Regions from separate parts of the Mus musculus genome. Here regions 1 and 3 are each linked to region 2. The links are chromatin contacts, found by Hi-C or POLR2A ChIA-PET in ENCODE. All regions are on one chromosome and are shown on one strand. The core of a region is the stretch at or near the end of the contact, and the rest is flanking DNA. Distances in the headings are between cores, read along the strand shown. Region 1 holds the start of Nup98 (nucleoporin 98). Region 2 holds the start of Xndc1 (Xrcc1 N-terminal domain containing 1). Region 3 holds the start of Inppl1 (inositol polyphosphate phosphatase-like 1).

What was found. A loop is a pair of places that touch in the nucleus more often than their neighbours do. ChIA-PET counts read pairs that join two places held with the same protein, here RNA polymerase II (POLR2A).
Region 1: POLR2A ChIA-PET joins it to region 2 with 18 read pairs in embryonic stem cell. The contact joins the promoter of Nup98 here to the promoter of Xndc1 in region 2. POLR2A ChIA-PET finds 5 or more read pairs at or near these places in 3 of 5 experiments (Patski and embryonic stem cell).
Region 3: POLR2A ChIA-PET joins it to region 2 with 10 read pairs in Patski. The contact joins the promoter of Inppl1 here to the promoter of Xndc1 in region 2. A Hi-C loop is called at or near these places in 1 of 37 maps with a recorded cell type or tissue (heart). POLR2A ChIA-PET finds 5 or more read pairs at or near these places in 2 of 5 experiments (Patski and embryonic stem cell).

The regions. Positions count from the first base shown.
Region 1 is chr7:102,207,745-102,211,877 of GRCm38, reverse strand. Nup98 (nucleoporin 98) reads left to right here and starts at 1,712. Exons shown (of 33, transcript NM_001287164.1): 1 at 1,712-1,860. It also overlaps a transcript of Pgap2 not described here.
Region 2 is chr7:102,063,069-102,066,843 of GRCm38, reverse strand. It overlaps Xndc1 (Xrcc1 N-terminal domain containing 1), which reads right to left and starts at 1,353. Exons shown (of 11, transcript NM_001286689.1): 1 at 1,040-1,353. It overlaps Rnf121 (ring finger protein 121), which reads left to right and starts at 1,679. Exons shown (of 9, transcript NM_029211.3): 1 at 1,679-1,778. The coding sequence starts at 1,716. Xntrpc (Xndc1-transient receptor potential cation channel, subfamily C, member 2 readthrough) reads right to left here and starts at 1,353. Exons shown (of 22, transcript NR_104582.1): 1 at 1,040-1,353.
Region 3 is chr7:101,835,794-101,839,685 of GRCm38, reverse strand. It overlaps Inppl1 (inositol polyphosphate phosphatase-like 1), which reads left to right and starts at 1,862. Exons shown (of 29, transcript NM_001122739.1): 1 at 1,862-1,965; 2 at 2,735-3,115. The coding sequence starts at 2,934. It overlaps Gm10602 (a long non-coding RNA gene), which reads right to left and starts at 3,428. Exons shown (of 2, transcript XR_003946663.1): 1 at 2,269-3,428; 2 at 1-884.

The sequences.
Region 1 (4,133 bases), core at 463-2,962, 140 kb before region 2:
CAGGTTTAAATGTAGTTGCATTTCAAGACTGAAGAACCAAAAAATCAGAGGTTTGGATGGTGGCAAGAGAGCCACTGTAAAGATTCAAAAATAAAACCCTGAGTACTGTTGTTTATTTTGTTTTTAAGACAGTTTCATGTATTTCAGGCTGGCTTTCAGCTTCATATTCTACCTCAGCTACCTAAGAATTGAAATTACAGATCTTGGCTATTATACCCCACCTAATGACTTTCTGATTTAGAGTAAAGGCAAGGAGGAGTGATGGAAAAGCAGGGTGTTTGGACAGAGTGGTTTAGGGATGGTGGTTACAGATGGATGTTCAAACTAGCTTTTCCTGTTAGGCGATTTATACATTATTCTTTCAAGTATATACTGAACATCGACAATATATTATGTTTCTTCCATTTACTGTCTTTAAAAAAAAAAAAGAGATTTATTTATTTTATGTATACCAGGAGAGGGCACCAGATCCCATTACAGTTGGTTGTGAGCCACCATGGGGTTGCTGGGAATTGAATTCAGGACCTCTGGAAGAGCAGCCAGTGCTCTTAATCGCTGAGCCCATCTATCTCTCCAGCTCCTTTAAGATGTTTTTGTTTGAGGGAATCATTTAAAATTCTTAGCAAATCTCGTTTCAGTTCTATATTGATTTCCCAGGACGTGGTGGAGAGGTAGTATGTACCTCTTTTTTTTTTTTTTTTTTTTTTTTTTAACACAGCTCCTGTTATCTGTGAGACCTCAATAATTTAGAGAGGTCTGGTTTCTAGAACATGCCCACTCTTCTGCTCTCTGCTAGATCCTAGGAGAAAAGACACCAAAAGGATGAAAATGAAGCTTTGGCCCAGATCAGGGGAGGGAGGAGGCATAGAACGGAAAATAAATAAGATACAAAGTAACAAGGTCTTTACAAGCAGACTGCCTGAACTTCACCGGGACTTGTAAAGGTTACCAAATGTGTCCTGGAGAAGGCCGCAAGAAACCCAGAACAAGTATAGATTCTGAAAGTGCAGCTGAGGCTGAAGGGCCAAGAATCTCCTCATTGGGCTCAAGCTCTGTTAAGGCAAATCCATTGCTCAGGTCTATTCTAGAGATTCAGAGGGGGAAAGTGTACGGCGAGGGCTGGCTTGCGCTGGAAAGAACAGTGGGGAGTGGAGTGTCTGCAGACAATCTGTGGATTGATGGGTTTCCAGGAAGGGTCCTCCGGCTCTCCAAGTGCAAGCTAGGTGGCCAAGGAGCCTTCCCATCATTGCCCGCAGACAGGAGCTAGAGAAGGATAGAACAATTACCAGGTCATCCTTGGGACTTCCTTCTGATTGGCCGGAGCTTCCGTAGCGAGTCTCCGCGCTCCAAGGAAGGGGGCGGGGCCTGGACACAGCGTCACTGCGGTTTGGTGCTCACTCCTCTAGCCACGCACCAGCCCTCTTCGAGGGGCCTGTGTGACGTCATGAGCCTCTCTCAGCCAACCGTTGCGGCAGAGGGAGTGGGACTCTACATCCCTCCCCATCGTCCCTCCTTTCCCCCCCCCCCCCCCCTTTCCCGGCAATTCCTTACGCTCCTCCTCTTCCCCTCCGTTCCTAATCAGAGACCGCCTCCACGTTCGGTTTCAAAAGGATCGTCACCCAATGAATAACGGTGTGGGCCTCGAGTGGCGGACCGGCCCGCCAATGCCCGGCCGCCAAGGGCGGAGCGGCCGGAGCCGATCTCTGACGGTGGACGGCGTGTGACGCAGTCAGGCCTCTGCGCGCTGCGCCCGAAGCGGCGGTCGGTGGCAGCGGCGGCGGCGACGACGGTTTTTCTGGAGGCCGCGCGGTGAGCGGCGGGTGACGGGCGGACCTGGGCTCTCACTCCAGACGCACCGCTGTAAGTCGGGAGCGCTGCCGGGGCTGGGCGGGTAGATCTTCCTCTCTGTACCGGCATCTGCGCTGGACGCCCGGGGCCCTCTCCGCCGCCGAGTCTCGTGCCGGGCGCGCTCCTTCGGGCCTGCGTGAGGGGGCGGGGCCCGGGGCCTGCGGCCTGGCTCGGGAGGCCCTGGGAGGGGATCCAACTGTGTGGGGCGTAGGCCGGAGGGGTCTCGGGTCGCAGCCCACATTGAGTGAACCTCGCTTTCTCCGGTGCTACTCATTCATTCGCTGGGTGGAGGTGAGCAGCCCGCGGTAGGCAGACCCTTGCAGGGTGGTGCCTTGGGGGGACTTCAGTGAGGTCTCCCCGTCACTTCCTTGACCACTCTACAGGACACGTTTTGTCTAGGGTTCAACCAGAGGGTTGAGTGAGTCAGAACTGTGTTTAGCTTTTTAAGACACTGACAATTGTCTGATAAATAAAATGAAGGGTTCTTTCTGTTCCGTGTAAACCTAGGTGAGAAAGATTGAATTTCTGAGTAACTGGAGCCATAAGCGTTTAAATTGTCAATCGCCCCCACTCTGCCTCAAGTACAGAGGCTTTATTAGTGGGAGGTAGGTAGAGGAAGAGAATCCAGGTGTCTTGATTCAAGTCTAGTAGAATTTGTATACTCTTCCACCCTTCCTCTATGTTCCAGTCTCCCAATATTGGCAATTCTCTATTTGGTAGGGGTAAGGACCCAGCATTTGACATAATTTTCAAAAACACTTCTAGTTTAGCTGTTTTCATGTTCGTTTATATATAGTAAGATAACTTGATTAGTAGTACCCTGATGGGGACTTTTTTTGCTTTTTTTTTTTTTTTTTTTTTTTTTTAACTTCGGAGACAACCCTTGGTTGGCCTGGAATTCGCTATGTAGACCAGGCTTGCCACAGACTCAAAGAGACCACCTGCCTCTAACGCTGAGGTAATGAGATTAAAGGTGTTTGCCATCACATCCAGACTTAACATAGACTTTTGAGAACAAAACTTTAAAAATGATGAAATTGGCTTTAACCTTGGCAGTGCACACCTTTTATCCCAGCACTTGAGAGGCAAAGGCAGGAGGCACTCTGTGACTACAAAGCTAGCCTACTCTTCATACTGAGTTTCAGGACATCTAGGGCTGCAGAGACCCTGACTCAAAAAGCCAAGTGGGGTGGGGAATAAAACCAAGATAGATGTGGTGCAGGCCTGTAATGTCACCAGTTATGGAAATTGAGGCCAGAGAACTAGAGCATACACAGGCAAAACACTTATGCACGTGATAAAAGAAATAATTGAATTCATTTCAGTAAAATGAAAAAAATGAGGCTTAACGTGTTAGAGGTACTGGGAAATACATTGATAAAATTAAATCTGCTACTTAAGATTTGATGGAATTGTCATTTTGATCTGAATATATCAATCAGCTTGTAGTTTTGATGTTTATATAAACCATAAGACCTAAAAACAAATAATGCAAAAGCACAGAAGAGAACTGAAGTCTTAAAAGTTGTAACTTGGTGTTTTCTGTATCATTTTCTCAGTTTGAGCATCACCACCTGACTCACTCTTCCTTGTAAGTTTCCATAGCACTTAACCTGATCTTCTGCTTGTAGCAGACATTTTACATTTTAGCTATTTGACATTTTACTAGATTATGTTTTGTTTTGTCTTGTTTTGTTTTGTTTTTAATCTTGCTGGCTGTGATGGGAATGCCTTTAATCCCAGTACTCCAGAAATACAGGCAGATGGATCTCTGGGAGTTTGAGGTCAGCTTGGTCCGTATAGCAAGTTTCAGGCCAGTCAGAACTGCATAATGAGACCCTTTCTCAAAACACACACACACCAAAACATAGATACATATATTTCTTAATATTTAGGTAATGTGGCTCATAGATGTTCCTTAGTTGTATTTGTGAATGAGCAAATACAGAAAAGTTAAACTGAGAAATACTCTGGAAAAGAGACTAGATGTTTGTGTACTTATGAAATACTCTGTGCTTTTGTTGGTAGCCATTAGCTCCTAGGTATCTAATTACACTGGCAGGGCACCAAATTCACATTTGGGAAAACAGTATTATTTGTGTGGTGATAGTCTAGGACATCAATATTGTAATACTGATTAATTTCTAGTAAGAGGCTTTGTAAAATTCTGAAATTCTATGCCTTTAATCCCAGCACTCAGGAGGTAGAGACAGGGCAATCTCTATGAATTTGAGGCCATCCTTGTCTACAAATCCATCATCAGGAGAGCCAGGGCTGTTACTCAT
Region 2 (3,775 bases), core at 104-2,603:
TATTTGTGTGTGGGTGGATGTGCAGGGGTCAGAAGAGAGCTTGCAGAGTCAGATTCTCCCTCCACCATACGAGTTCTGGAGACGGAATGCACGCCACTAGGCTTGGTAGCAACTGCCTTTTCCCACTGAGCCATCTTTTCTCCCCCCAACCCACCCCGAGGATTTATATTTTATGTGTAAGAATATTTTGCCTGCATGCACATATATGTACTACCTGTGTGCCTAGTGCTGGAGGAAGCCAGAAGAGGGTGTCAGATCTTCTGGAAATGGAGTTCCAAACGATTTTGAACTGTCACGTGAGTGTTGGGAACTCAACCTGGGTCTCCTGAAAAAGCTCTCTTAATCTTCGAGCCATACCTCCAGCTCCAACACTGAGCCATCTTGCTGGTCCCCAAGAAAGTATTTTTGAGATGAAGTTCTTACTGTGTTGTTTAGCCCAACCCTTAACTCCAGATCCTTCTGCCTCCCAAATGTTGGTATCTCAGGCATTATGCTCATGCCAGGGCTGTCTTGATCTAGTAATTTCGCCTCAGATCTGACTTTTTCTTCAATATCCTACTCATATAATTCCATGAATCCTAACTCATTTCTAGCCACAGTGGCTTTCCAATCTATCATCGCTTAAGTTTTCTTCCTATCTTCTCATGCTATTTCTTCTGCTTGGAATACTTGCTCTCTTTAAAACGTCACACACATGCTCGTCTTAATCAAAGCAACAGCTCCATTCTGCTAATTCTTACTTAATATTTAACAAGTGCCTCCCCAGTAACAACTATATGGTTATGTCTTGACAAGGTTGTGAGCTCCTGGAGAACAGGTTTTTTGTTTGACTCATTCTTACTTACATATCTAACGTAAAAGGAAGAAACACCCAGATGATTAGCAATTATCTGCTACTTACTGAGGTCCCATTTGATTCTTAAACGCTCAGATTCTGAGGCTTAAAACTCCGGAACCGGGTGCTCTGTTCGTTTTCTTGTTGGCCACCCTCCTCCCTTTCACTACTTCTCTCCAGATGACAAATCCCAACCCTTCTCACCCGAGTTCGTAAACTTTACGTCGTGGTAGCCTCAGCTCCGGAGCTCCGGATCTTATTCTCCCGCCAATTCCGTTCCGTGACCTCCGCCTTCTGGCCCCAAGCCTTTCTACTGTAGGAACGGGTTTTGAGTCCTACGGGAGCCGCTTTTTCTGAAAGACGACTTCCAAGAGGAAATACAGCAGTTACTACATCTAAAAACAAAATAACAAAACCCCGCGTGCGTGTATATATATATTTTTTCTTTTTTTTTTACACGCTCCAGTCCGCCCTTAGCGAGTGGGACTTAAATTTCCGGGTCGGACTCAGTGCAGCATGGGAAATGTAGTTCTTAGTGCACACGCGTCTCTGCTCGTGTCCTAAGCGAGGGAGTGTCGCGAAATTTGCGCATTCAGGGACTCTCCCTTTTCCTCTCCACAGTGCGGACTGGTGCCATGTTTACAATGAAATAGTTCAAGAACAACTTTTCGTTTTCCGAGAACGCTCTCCTGCTGAAGCTTGGCAGCGCACGAGTCGCCCCTTCTTAATTCCGAAGGAGCAGGTAGACGGTCTCTAGGTTCCTCACAGGCATCCGCCGGTCTTGCTGCTCCGCCCAGGCCGCGCCTCCGATTGGCTACAAGCGCTTGAGCGGCGGAAGCAGCTGGCTCGCGGGGGACCGGGGTGGGGGCCGGCCGTGAAGATGGCGGCAGTGGTGGAGGTGGAGGTTGGAGGAGGTGCTCTTGCGGAAAGGGAGCTAGATGAGGTAAGAGGAATTGAGAGACAAGAAAGGAAAGGCAGCTTGGAAGTGGAGGGAGAGGAAGTGAGGGATGGGAGCCGGAGGTCCTGGGAGAAACAGGAAAGATCTTGAGGAAAAGGGAGCTGACGGGGAGGCGGGTTTTCTGTGAGGGAAATCTGAGGGCTTCTGACTCAGGGACCCCGAGGCGTTCATGGTGAAGTAGGTTGGCAGTAGCTTTAAGGGTGGTGATGAAGGGCAGGGCAGAGGCTAGGGAGAGACGTTAAAGATTTTGAGGTAATTAAGACGGAGGTCCAAGGTAGGCTCTGGGGCTAAGAGGTAGCATTAATTGGAGGGGCGTGGACTTTTCTGTAAGGCAAGGCCGAGGCTTTCACTGTGGGAAAGGACTACCAGCTTGATGTGGAGGTTGGGGACACAATGCTAATATACTAGTATTACAGCTTTTAATTATAGGCAGGAACCATCTTATTCTTATATTTGAAGGTTTGTACATATCGCATGTTCAGTAAAGTTTTGGTCAACGAATGAATGAATGAATGAATGATTGTGAATGAATGAACAGTCATGTAGCAGAAACAGTCCATTTTGCTCACTGAACCAACATTTTTAGTTCTGTGACAAGACCTGGGTTAAGTGTTTGGAACTCAAGAGACCTTCCTCTTGTAAAGTCTACAGTGTCGTTATGGGATAAGAAGAGACATTGCATTATGTGTATTGTGGTTCCGAGAAGAGAGCCAGGGAAAGTTTTCCAGTTGTTGAATGGTTTTCTACTTCATATTCTTATTCTCGTTCATCCTCCCCGCCCCCTCCTCTCTCACCGGTCCCTTCAAGGTGAACTTGAAAAGGTATGAACCCTTTATCTACTAGGCGTTTAGCAATCTAGGTATTGAATTACTAGTGGTCCTTGAAGGAGACATTGAGCTTGAAAGAAATGAAAAGTCCTGGGCTCTGAAGGAAAGTACGAAGGTAAGCGATAAGGAGCAATCTGAGGCCAAGTGGTCAGTGGTAGTGTCGAGTTGCTTTGTGGTCTTCTGTGTGCCAGCGTATGGATAGAGATAACACCGGAGGACTAGGAGAGTGAGTAGTGATTGTCAGGGAGAGTCTCTTCCTATGTCTTTGATGTGGTTTAGATTGGTGAAGAGCCTGAGGCAAGGAGTAGGTTTAGGAATGACAGTTACTTGGTATGGTATGAGTCTAATTTGTTTTTGCTTTTGCTTTCTGGTTGGAATAAACTGAAAACACTAGACTAACAGGTAACAGGTGGCCTAGTTTCTCACTTGCCAGTTGTTAGAGACTAAAGGTGTTTGAATGGTGCTTGGTTAGAAAGGTGAAGTGGTTGTAGAAATAACTTTACAAGGCCCCTTTTAGCTTTAAGTCTCTGTGTTTACAGTTGGCAGCTATTAACTGAGGTATTTTGAATAATAAATAAGTTGCTGAAATTAAAATTTATGGTTGGTTAATTATGGCTCTTCACTGAGATGGTTTCATATGTAACTTAATTGAATATTTCTATCCCAGTCTAGCTTTTAAATGAATGAGACTTTGACTACGATTTATTTATTTAACTTTAGCACAATTACTGGGTAAATTACCCCTATCTAATTTTCTTTTTCTCTTTTTTTATTTTTTATTTTATTTTATTTTATTTATTTATTTATTTTTTTTGAGACAGGGTTTTTCTGTGTAGTCCTGGCTGTCCTGGAACTCACTCTGTAGACCAGGCTGGCCTCGAACTCAGAAATCCGCCTGCCTCTGCCTTCCAAGTGTTGGGATTAAAGACATGTGCCACCACTGCCTGGCCCTGTCTAGTTTTCTAATGGCTCGACTGGCTACATCCCCAACTCTGCTCCCCAAATACTTGCTGTTTGAGTCTTCCCGAAGGGTTATTTCAGCTCCAGCAATTTTGGGTTCATGTTCTTGGTCCGTCGTGGCTAGTGGAGACCTCCTCTTTCCTGTCTTCTCTCTCTCTCCTTTCTCCTCTTCATCCCTAGCTGTGACCTCTGCCT
Region 3 (3,892 bases), core at 613-3,112, 230 kb after region 2:
ACATCTCAGGGGGCTGGAGAGATGGCTCAGTGGTTAAGGCCACTGACTGCTCTTCCAGAGGTTCTGAGTTCAATTCTCAGCAACCACATGGTGGCTCACAACCATCTGTAATGGGATCTGATGTGTCTGAAGACAGCTACATTGTGCTCATATACATTAAATAAATAAATAAAATAATTAAAAAAAAAAACAAAAACAAAACACATTCCCTATTCCCATCATGTGTCTGCTTAGCTCTGTTCTCAGCTTACAAAGGGGAAGCTGGAAACGGGAGTCCAGCAGAGATTCTGGAGAAAGGGGTAAAAATTCACACTGCCTACTATGATATAGATTGACTGGGTTGGGGTCCCTTGGACGAGGATAGTCCATTAGGAAGTCAATCTGGAAGATACAGAAGAAACAAAAGCTTGCATTTCGCCCAGTGCTGTATCCTACTGATGAAGCCAAAGAAACTATTAGTGGCTTCCCAGAGGCAGAAGCACCCTCTAGCCTTCGGCTAAATTGTATTTGTGTTTATTCTGAGTGTGTGCCTAGGTGTGTGGGCTGCATGGATGACTTGGCACAGGTGTGGAAGTCAGAGGACAACATGCAGGAGCTCTCTCCTTCCACCACATGGGTCCCTGGGGTTCAACTCAAAGTCTTCAAACTTGGCAAAAGCGCCTTTACCTGTTAAGCCATCTCACCCCAATGACACAGTCTTTAGCATCGCCGTCCTCTCAGGAAGCTGTAAATATATTGATTTTGGAGGGTCGTGACAGCTTTTCTCCAACTCGTTCTCCTTTCTTTCTTTGAGGCCACATCTCTTATGTAGTCTTGGATGGGCTGGAAGTCTAGACCAAGGAAGCTGGCTTACAACTAGGTAGAGTTCCATTTGCTTCTGCCTCCTGTGGGTCGGGAATACAGGCATAGGAAAGTAAGACCCCACTGCACACCCCCGGGATCTGGGGTGGGCGTCCTCCATTCCCGGCGGGAGGAGCTGGGTACAGATTGGAGGATGTTACTTTATTTAAGCCCTGGCAGGACCAGGAGAAACAGGTAGGTGGGTGGAGGATCTCTGTTTTTGTATTTATCTGTTCTGGAAGGTCCCTACAGACCCGTCACGTCCCAGGCTTTGTTCTAGATGGGTTAAGCCAATGCAAATTGGCTTATCCTCTAAACAGAGGGAAACTCCTCAGGGTTGACCCCAGGCTCGGTCAACAGGTTCAATTTACCAGAGCGAAAGTTCTCTCCCAGGTTAAAGGGATGCTCCTGACAGACTCTAGGAGTTGGTGGTTGTAGGCAAGCGGCTAGAGGCCTGCGCCTTTAAGGAGCCAGGGGGCAGAGGGGCGGGGCAGGAAGAGAAATCCTTGGAGACGCCACCACCATCCAGGTCTTTTTTTAGGGGGGAAATAGGGCGGGCCAAAGCCCTGTTTGGGTTCCGCCCCGTCTTCTCCCGCCGGGTCCCCTTTTCCGCCCCAGGGGTCGGTGGATGGGAGGTCTTAGCAGCCAGAGTCTTAGGAGCTCCCTGCTCGCACCTGGCCCACGGAAGCGCAAGTTTGTTGATTTGGAGGGAGTAGCCGGAGCGGGGGCGGTGCTAATAATACCCGTTCAGTCCCCAGTCGCGCTTTACAGTTTACACAGCTGTCACCTTCGTTACTCCTTAATTAATAATAAAAATAGCCGCCGTCCCGGAGCGCACGCTGCATGCCAGGCCCTGAGCTTTACAGGCAGAGCCCCAATGAGCCCGCCCTCGTAACGTTACCCCAGTTATCGAAAGCGAGAAGCTCGGGCGCACTGAAGAGCCAAGGCTGTCCCGAGGTCACTCTGCGGGCGTGCGGCGGAGACCGGGACGCGGGCGGACGAGGCGGGGCGCGGGCGGGGCGGAAGGCGCGGGGTGCGCGGTGGCGGCGGATGGCCATCTTAAGTGGCCGCGGGGAGTCCAGGGAGGCTTCCCCGGGCTAGGAGTCAACCCGAGTCGCCCTAGAGGTGGGGCCTGCGTTCGGTAGTTGAGGCTCTGAGACTTGAGGGAACTTTTTTTCTAGGTAGTCGAGGGGGTCCTCCTGGTCTGGGACTGCAAAACCTGGGCCTGCGGGTGTGGGGCGTGGTGCCAGGCAATTTGGTGGAGATGGGGGAAGGGTTTTGCCAGGCTGGAGGGCCTGCGGGGACCGGTGCGTGAAAGGCACCTCGAGCGCGCGCGTATGTGTGGGGTGGGGTATCGGATCTCTTTGGGATCTTGTGGGATGTGTCAGGAATCGTTTTGGGGGGTTCAGGTCTGAAGGGGCCTCTGACCTTATAGGAGTTACGAGAACTTGTTCTCTTGGATGTTGTAGTAGTTGTGGATGTCTATCCTGGAGCCTTGCTTTCCGAACCTTGATCCCGCAAGGCTGTGGGGGTGCCGAGTAGAAGAGATGTGTGTAGTAGAATCAGATTTGCATAGGGATTAGGGGTCATCTCATTGCGAATCGTTGGAAGGATTGAATTCACCAGCGAGAACTTGGACTCACAAGTTGTCCCGGAGCGGGTACCGGGGAACTGGATCTTCTTGAGGTGGGGGGACAAAATAATTGTGGGACTTGGGAGGTGCTGGTCTTGCGGGTCCTGTAGGGCTGTCGGAGCATCGTCCTTGCCGAGAGAGGCTGGGGGCAGGGGCGGCCCGGGCTCTGGGCCGAGTGGAGGGGGAGGGGACCGGCCAGCTCCTAGCTCCGTTCCCGCCCCTCCCCCGCCGCCTCTGAACAAACTTTTCTTTCTCTTCAAGTTGAGGCCGGCGCTGCGGGCGGCGGCGGCTGCGCGGAGATCCAGGCGGTTGGCGCGGCCAAGCGTGGAACCCACATACTGGGTTCTCTCGGGCTGGTGGATCCTTAGTCCCGGGACCCGGGCCCAACCTCGACTTCAAGCTTCCCCGGGCGGATGGCGCGGAGCGGCAGGCATCGGCGGCGCTGAGCCCTGCGTGGGCCATGGCCTCAGTGTGTGGGACACCGAGTCCCGGGGGTGCGCTAGGCAGCCCGGCCCCAGCCTGGTATCACCGTGACCTGAGCCGCGCTGCTGCGGAGGAGCTCCTGGCTCGGGCGGGCCGCGATGGCAGCTTCCTGGTGCGAGATAGCGAGAGCGTGGCGGGGGCCTTCGCACTCTGCGTCCTGTGAGTAGGGCGGGCACACGCCGAGTGTTCCTTGGTTGTGGTGGCAATCGTGGTAGTGGGGTGACTGTAGCTGGTGGGGCTGCAGCCCTGTCTCCAGGGGAGACCTTGACTTTATCGCTGGGTGGAGGAAGGATACAGGGGAGCACTTCCTGCTGTGCCTGGAGCACTTTCTGAGGCCCGAGGCCAGAGTTCTGAAGCTCAGGGTGGGTGTGATGGCAAGAAACAGTGGCAGACGGCGGTAGACCAGCTTAGACTTTCTCCCAGATGTACAGGGAAAGGATGCATGCTCCACATGAGTGCAGTTCGTTTTAAAGCACTGCAGTAGGGGGCAGAGAGACCAGTGTTTGGACGCCTGGGCAATTCTGCGACTATATATGATTGTAGGGTGGAGTTGAATAGTGTGTGTTGGGAGGAAGACTTGGGGGAGGCAACAGGGTGAAGCTGTGTGGGACAGAACCTTCATTTTTTTTTCCTTTCTTTTTCTTCCTTTCTTTTAAGATTTATTTTCTGTACACTGTAGCTGTACAGATGGTTGCAAGCCTTCATGTGGGTGTTGGGAATTGAATTTAGGACTTCTGCTCGCTCTGGTCAACTCTACTCACTCAGGCCGGCAGATTTATTATAAATCAGTACACTGTAGCTGTCTTCAGGCACCAGAAGAGGGCATCAGATCTCTTGACGGGTAGTTGTGAGCCACCATGTGGTTGCTGGGATTTGAACTCAGGACCTTTGAAAGAGCAGTCAGTGCTCTTACCTGCTGAGCCATCTTGCCAGCCC